Regions from separate parts of the Homo sapiens genome. Here region 2 is linked to region 1. Evidence: chromatin contacts called from ENCODE Hi-C or POLR2A ChIA-PET data. All regions are on one chromosome and are shown on one strand. Each heading gives the region's core, a stretch centred on a gene start or an enhancer-like site at or near the end of the contact. The rest is flanking DNA. Distances are from core to core; before and after follow the strand shown.

Region 1 (4,115 bases), core at 460-2,959:
GAGATAATAGTTTGGCATCCATGTTTGCTGAGTGCTTGTTGTAAGTTTCTCAATTTCACAAAAATTCTCTGAGGTTAGAGGACGCGTCGTGACCCTCGTTTGGCAGGTGAGGAGGTAGCGGCACAGAGCCGATCCGTGGCTCGCCTGAGCTCCGGCAGGAACTCCTGGGCGGAGCTGCTGAGACCCAGGTCTGCAGACTGTCACTCTGGCTTCACTATTTCTGGCCTTCCTTTGAGCACTTTTCTTACTTTTGTTCTGTTTCATGCACTTAATGCACCTGTTTCATCATGCTGCCTGTCACAGTTAAAGGAATTTAAAACAGAATGGATCGTATTTGACAGTAAGGAGCTGTACAGCTGAATTCCATCAAGACAATGTGCTTGTAGCCCCAACGGCATTAAAACTTTCAAATGATGCTTTATCACAACTTCCTCTGGGCTGCACGTGACAAAGGGGTGCTTAACCAGGAGGGACATCTCTCTTTGCTTGTAGGGGCAGGTTGCTGTTTTTTGCCCACCTCTAAAATCTCCTTGGAGCACTCAGTTCTTCTTATCCTCCTTAAAGCCAACAACTATAAAATTTAATTTAATGTTGAACAGCTGTTTCTGTTGCGGTCCAGGTGAAATTTGAGGTATCAGCTAATTGTGCTAAAGTTCCCAAAAAGAAGTATTCAGAAGGTGTGGATCACCAATTACCTCTTGGCAGAGCTGTGAACTAATAACTAGTAGCAGTAGATAATGTACTCAGATGCCACATGAAATGCAAAAGATTCTATGCTTTATTCCATAAAGCATGGCTATAGGACATTGTCTACTATGTAACTAATATTTAAATATTTATAGATTTTTAAAAGATTTCTTCAACCTTCTTTTCTCACCCTGTTTCTAGATCTGATGCACAAAGGAAAATAATAATACAAAACCCATAACCTATTCATTGTATTGTTGCGGTAGATCGAGCTACATGCTGCACAGCAAAAGACCTTCTTTGCACTTCTTTCAAGCAGAATTATTGCTGTATATTCACTCTGAACTGAGAGGTGAGGATTGAACTGTGTAGTGCCTCAGAAAATATCAAGAGTTTTAAAACATTAGTTTTGAGAGATTGAAATACATAGAAACTTGGAATGTTTGAATGTCAGCCCAGACATTGGCAGGCTTCCATGCAGATTTCATTGTGAGTAAAATGTGTACTCAGTGGCTGGGTTCAAGCCCTTCATAGTTTATAAGCAAATGTCTCTGCTTCTTCTAGATCATTGCAAAAAAAAAAAAGAAGAAGAAGAAGAGAAGAAAAGAAAAAAGAAATAGGTTAAGCAAATTTTGTGGTGGTGCTTATGTGTGCACAGACATGCATGAGGCCTCCGCATCTTCCAAACTTGGAAAGCATATTTTAACAGCACAAATATATCTACATGTTTGATCTACATCAGAGCCTCTTTTTTTCCCTCTTCCTTGCATGCTTTTAAATTATATAGTTTAAATGTTTTAACTATTAAATCTGTTTGGTCTTCAAGCTGTAAACATCACACACAGCTAATAAGCTTTAGGAAAGAAAAGGAAATTGACATTTAGTATAGAGGTTCTACAAAACCAATGAAAACCATGCAAATGAGCTATGGAACAGAGAGATTTGCATATCCTCGTTGATTTCATGATGATATTCTCAGCATGAGCCTGGCAGCCTTGCCTTTTTACCTCTTGGGATGATGCATGTACTGGTGGTAGAGCCCTGCAGGGTCAATTTAACGAGTGTAACATTGTGATTTTCCATGCGGTTTCTCAGAACCACTGAGCAAAATGCAGCAATAACCAGTGACAGAGGAAATCGATTTTTGAAGTAAATACTTTTGGAGGAGGGGAAGAAGGTACATTCCCTTCATATTTAATGTTGCCAAAGTAGGTTGAACAAGTTTTTATATTAGTACCATTTGGTATTTCAAAATAAATAGATTATCCACCATTTCCATCACTCTCTGGATACCCTCACATGTTTACCACCAAAACTCCTGCGCAGAGACTGGTCCTCTTTTGCAAACTGCCTTTGGCTCCCCCGCGATCTCTCATCAGAAAAGCAGGCTAAGGAATCTGCTTTTGCCCCCATCCTGTTAGAATGATAAATAGTAGCCTGATGGCCAAGTTGTATATTTATTTAATACATCGTCTGTATTGATAGTTTATGATGTCCTGGATATGAATACACGAAAGCACAGTTGCATAGTGGCGAAGAAGGATTTTGATATCGTGGAGATCTGGATTTGAACTCAACTCTGGCAGTTCTCCCTGCCTTAGTTTCTTGCCCGTAAATGGGGGTGATGAGGTAGTTGTGAGAATTAAATGAGAGACTATGCAAATTGTTATAATACTCCCTGGAAAATAGTTAAATACCCAATAGATAGCATCACTATTTTGAAATGCTTTCAAAATTATACTCGAGTTTTACTTCTGCAAAATCAAGGCAGCTTTCTTCAGAAAAGAGAGAAATGAACTTCACCCCTAAAATGTACTTGGAGAATTTTAGAGGGTCTTTTCCAAGTTGTTATAAAGCACTTCTGAAGTGAATTTGCCCATTTCTGCCCACACCAATCTTATAACATTCCAGGAATAAAATCTGCACTCGAGTTTAAAAATAAAACGGGTGGAACAAACTGAATTAGAAGTCCTTGGCAGACATCCCCCCCAGCAGAATGTTCTCTCAATTGGTGGTATTGCAATAAAAGAGATGTATATTTTTTAGTCTGCTCTTCCTCCCTGATAATTTCAGCCAGTTGTATTTCTCTATTCTAAAAACCTGGTATGCTTGGATTTAATCTCACCACTCCTATCTACGCTCCTGCTCCTACCCCCACACCCATTTCCCCCAAAAAAACCCCACATCTGCACAGACCCTCCTTCCCAAGAAAACATGGAGGCGGGCTGCTCTCTGATACCGTACATGTGCATTCCGGACTGTGCTGAGGAAGGTCATAGAAACATGAGAGGGCTCTGCTGTTGTCAGTTGTAAAGACTGCCAAGAAAGAACAACAAAAAAATCTCAAATGCATTCACATTTCTCCCGCCTCTTTTTTCTTCTGTAAATATTCAACCCTTTTTAGAGAGGCTTTTGATAATGTGTTATCTCAGCAAACACCACGAACCTTGGATGTACGCAGTACTCCCTAATCCCATAGGAATGACTCAGTCAAGAGAGTTAGATGAAATATGGTTGGCAAGATTGGGTGGGGAATCTTGTTACTACACACACATACACACACACACACACGCGCACACACACACACACACCAGCAGCACCAGCCACTGCACCCCTATCATCGCCATAGACATTATGTAAAAACTAGACATTCTCCTCTCCCTTACACAGTCAGTTGCATCTTTCCCAAAAATGGAAGGGGAAAAAGCTTTCTTTGGCTGAGCCATATGCAAAAAATCATGGAACATCTGTGTAAGTAACAACATACAACAAGACAAATTATTGGTGGTAAAAGGCAAAGCCCTTGTTTCAAAAACATGTCTGGAAATAGTGTGTATACAGAACCTTCCTTTGTGCTAATTACTCATAATAACTGTCAGCTTTGTGTACCACAGGCTGGGCTGTTAATAACTAGTGGTCGCAGTACGGTGTTCTTTTTCTTTCCCTTTCTTTTTTTTTTTTTCCTATCCTTCCTTCCCTCTTTCCTGCCTTCTTTTCATTGTTGTTGCACAAATCATATAGCCTTATTCCAATAGTTGCTGGAAGACCAAATCAGAGATGTGGGGGATTCAGGGACTCGCGACATCTTGGAGTATACTAGTGGATAAATGCCACTTCACCCCTGATGTGGCCGTTTCCCTCCAACACTTGTCTAAGGAGTGCAGGGACTTTGGGGTCCAAGCAATGTATCAGTAAACTTCAGAATTTTTTTCCTAACATTTAACTCTATTCTCAGTCTCAACACCCGCCACAAAAATAATGTCACTCCAGGCAAATTTAGTCGCTTACGGATTCTGAGTCTTATTGTGATTTTGCCTGAGTGGCAAGCTTTTCAGGCACGTGTACTTAAAAATGTGATGTGGTAGAATTTGCCTCCAGCTAGGAATCCACAGACTTGGGTTTGAGCTCCACGTCCCACAGTCACCACG
Region 2 (4,115 bases), core at 1,109-3,608, 240 kb before region 1:
TTCTCAGACTTTTAAACTTCCTTGCGATTACATTGGACCCACCTGTATCATCTCCCCATCTCCAGATCCTTAATGTCATCACATCTGTGAAATCGCTTTTACCACGAATTCACAGACTGATTCTGGGGATTAGGACGTGGGTATGTTTGAAGGTCCCTTGTTGTGCCTACCACAGACTCCAAGGCATTTACTAGAGCCACATTTTGCTGACTTGAGCTAGATGTAGCAAAAGAAGTGTTATAAAAATGGGTTTTTAAAAAAGCCTTTTTTTTTCCTGTGGTATAATTTTAGTGTTTAGAAGTAATTTTTCTTTTAATGCAGTATGACACAGAAAACATTTGGAGGATGTTGAAAAGTAATTGTTTAAATTGGCAAAGACACATTTCAGTAAGGGAGTAAACAAGAGGGAAACGTGTTGGGGGGAAAGGTGTGGGGAGGAAACTCTAGACCAGAGGCCCTAGGACTTGAATATACAACTTAGTCCTGTTGAAAATTCAGATTCCTGGGCCTTAAAGTATGTTAAATAGGTCAGGGGTGGGGCCCAGGAGTTGTACTTTTAACGAGCACCCTCCTGTGATTCATTTAACATAAAAGGTCCTTGGCTCACACTTGGAGAAACACTGCTGTAGAAACTCAAATACCTATTTTAAAACAAAGGTACATTTTAATCATTTAGTTTAAAATGAAATCATTGCATAATACTGATGTTAGAGGTTAGAATAAACATGTACTTAAGTTCTTGATATTCTTGTCATTTCAGTTACATGTCAGGGAATGTGATTTGTGTTTTGACGTATTCAAATCCTTGTCATATTCAACCATATTCGTATTCAAAATATATAATGATTTTGACCCTTGATTGTTCGAATTAAGACTGTCATCTTTTCTGTGTGATTAACTCTTGTGTTGATATAAATATGCCTTTGGCTTACTAATGTTCAGTAAGAACTAATGACTCTTGGGAATGTTAATAGACTCTGTGAGTCCCTTTTTAATCATTTGTAACCAGGCTGTCATTCCATGTTTGTTTGGAAGCTTAGAGATAACATTTATGAACTTTGTGACACATAGTAGTTGCTCAATAAATGTTAACTGTAGAAACACATTGATTAGTTTCACTTCAGAAATAGACACTTAGAGTTCAAAATTCCCATCTGCCTAGCTCCTGAGGCCCACTTTCTTACCAGAATCTTTCCTGATACCCTCTCCTGCATAAAATGGTTCCTCTTTTGAGACTTTGTAGCTCTTTTGTACTTCTCTTATTCTGTTACGTTACTGCAAAAAAAAAAAAAAAGAAAGAAAAGAAAAGTGCCAATTGTGTACATGCTTTCCTCCCTGCTGGAATGTAAACTTTGTAAAGGCATGATCCATAGCAGATACTTCTTATTACAAACTACCTGGCAGAATTTCTTTCTAAAGAACCTACTCAGTAAGCCTGTTGGTGAACTGAGCAACATTTGGACAATTATGGCATCATCTTACAATTTTTCAGCTATTGGTTTTCACTTGTTTAGAAATGTAAAACTTTGCAAGGACTTTTATAAAAGCAAATTTCAGAATAGTTATTCACTAAGCTTTTTTATGCTAATGATGTCATGCTATCAAAAATTAGCTAGAGTAAATGGACTGTAATGAGGATGGTTTGTAATCTAGATTATATGTTCCACATGTAACATCGAAATGAAATATAAAATTGAGTTGTTGGCATGTGGTTGTGGTGAGCAGAAGCAGTTATTATACATTACTTGGTAAAATTCATATTCATATCTTGTCAGTTTACAGTGAGCCAGAGATTAAAAATAACATTTGTTTCTGTTTTAGTAACTGCTTAAAAATATCCAAAATCATTTTATTTTCTTTAGCCTGACTTCTAGTAGTGTTTTGAATATGTGGCCTTTCAAGCAGTAATGAAATGCATCAATGCGACTTGGCAGTGCCTCACAGGACATGCTTCTAGGATCATTTTTAATGATTAAAAGTCAAATTGAGTTCTAAAAAACTGACCCAAAATATAGATGAGCCAAGTAAAAACGGAAGGAAATCTGAATAAAATCTTGGTTCTTGGTCCTCTGCATGTATCCTCCACATCTGTTTTCTCCAGATCTCTTTTTTCTTGCTTGTTGATAGCACAGAGGAAGATCGCAGAGAGTAATGTACTGTATATGTTTCACATCCCCCTTCCTCTTTAGTGATAGTTTGGAGAGTATACTGCAGTCACCATGGTTTTCAGTTTGGAGAGTACAAGGATCAGATCTGTATTTTCTAGAGCCAGCTTTTGTGGCATTCTGGAGAGGTGATTGGAGAACCATGAGAGCAGGCAGACATCTGGGTGAGAGGGCACGAGGGGTGAGTGACGGCAGAGCCAGACTTGCTGGAGAGGCAGAAAGGGAAGGATTCAAGTAGCATAACCAGGAAATAGAATTGATAGGATTTGGTCCCTGCTGACCTGTGGAATAAGGGGGAAGGCAGAGGAGTTGATTCTAGTATTTCTAAGTTGGGCCACTTAGTGATATTGGGGTACCAGGAACAGGCTTAGTGGACCCACAGAAGTGACCAGACCCAGGAGTCTCTCTGAGCGCCCACCCTGGCTTCTCTGTGTTGGCTTACCCTTTCTTGGTTGGGGGTCATGGGGTGGTCAGCTTCAGTGGTGTGGTCTGAGGTGACAGGTGCTCAGGAGTGAGGACAGGGAGTAGACATCACCAATGTGAATGTGGAGGTAGGCAACAAGAGTTATTCTAGAACTGACAAATTTAATATATTTTGCTGACTGCTGAGTTCCATTTGGACAAATACCTAATGCATTTGGGGCTTAAAACCTAGATGACGGGTTGAAGGGTACAACAAACCACCGTGATACATGTATACTTATGTAACAAACCTGCACGTTCTGCACATTTGTCCCAGAACTTAAAGTAAAAAAAAAAAAAAAAAAAAAAGATTGTTCAGTTCAGTTCAGAGAGCAATAGGAGCAGTTTGCTATTCACCAAATAGGGACATCAATTCTTTACTGATTAATAGCAGTGATTCAGAAAACTGCCTTTTGTAGTAGAGCACACCAAGGGGGTCTGCCGGATGGAAAAAGAGAACAGTGCTTTGTGAACTATAATTGTTGCCATAAGTAAATACTTAAAATACACTAAAATGGCAACATCAGGAAACATGACTAAGGAGTCAGTGTACGCCACGCCCTTTCCCCCACCTTTGTGGTTGTTGAAAATTTCCACCAAGAGTGATGTATACAAAAAAGGGTAAGATCAGGGTGTTAGGTTTCAGAGGAAGGCAAAAACTTGTGTGATTCTATAAATGGAGCTTACAAATGGAAATGCACCATTCAAGGCAGAAAGTCTATCACAGTCATTAGGAATAAGCATTAGAGTGATTCTCCTTTCTTAACTTCTGCACAGAAGTTTGATGTGGTAAAGAAACAGTCTGCTCTTAGCCATGTTCCTTGAAAATACATGTCTTCAATTACTTGGTTTGTCTGAGAGAAAGGAGGGTTTGGAGGAGAAGGAAATGCCTCGTGAGTTTGACATACTATGGGAGGATTGTTGTTATTATTGCTTGATTTACATGCTCTCATTTTATACAAAGTGTACAGCACAATTTCTCAAAGAGTAATTATGATGCCAAGAAAATGGGGTGGATTCTGGGCTTCCTGCAGTCTGTCATCCAAATAATAATATTCATTACAAAGATCCTTACCCAGGAGGCCAAGGTGGGAGGATTGCTTGAGGCCAGGAGTTCAAGACCAGACTGGGCAACATAGACCCCTATCTCAAAATAAAATAAAGTAAATAAAATAAAATAAAATAAAAAATAAAATAAAATAATAAAAGCTCCATACCAGTTTGTGGCATTCCTACTGAAAACAGAGGTATACGAAATGCTTGAACAGGGCATGGAACTGGAGGTATGGATGTCATTAAGAATGGCTGAGAATTTTTTGCCAAGAGTTAGTATACTATCCTACTTTATTCTATTTCAGTTTGCAGTAGGACAGACCTAATTCTCTTCCCTGAGAAAGTCACAAATAAACTAGCATGGAGCTTCTCAGTGGGCACCCTTGGCTGAACTCTATAGACTCCTGTTCTCTTTAATAATATCTAAAGCTTCTG

What was found. Hi-C counts contacts between places; a loop is a spot of excess contacts on that map. ChIA-PET counts read pairs that join two places held with the same protein, here RNA polymerase II (POLR2A). Pooled maps may share reads with other maps.
Region 2: a pooled map shows a loop between it and region 1 (2.2-fold over the local background). The contact joins two enhancer-like sites. A Hi-C loop is called at or near these places in 1 of 168 maps with a recorded cell type or tissue (GM12878), 4 of 37 single-sample maps with no recorded cell type and 8 of 50 pooled maps. POLR2A ChIA-PET finds 5 or more read pairs at or near these places in 2 of 52 experiments (CD8-positive, alpha-beta memory T cell and activated CD4-positive, alpha-beta memory T cell).

The regions. Positions count from the first base shown.
Region 1 is chr6:16,429,870-16,433,984 of GRCh38, reverse strand. All of the region lies in intron 6 of ATXN1 (ataxin 1), which reads left to right. Among named protein-coding and RNA genes, the nearest start is that of GMPR, 190 kb to the right of the region's middle. RefSeq lists an enhancer at 1,356-1,415. Within about 2 kb of position 1,709, at least 2 of the 41 ENCODE cell types and tissues checked have a DNase peak (open chromatin) inside an H3K27ac peak, as active enhancers do.
Region 2 is chr6:16,668,489-16,672,603 of GRCh38, reverse strand. All of the region lies in intron 2 of ATXN1 (ataxin 1), which reads left to right. Among named protein-coding and RNA genes, the nearest start is that of ATXN1-AS1, 91 kb to the left of the region's middle. RefSeq lists an enhancer at 1-294 and a silencer at 1,829-1,908. Within about 2 kb of position 2,358, at least 19 of the 41 ENCODE cell types and tissues checked have a DNase peak (open chromatin) inside an H3K27ac peak, as active enhancers do.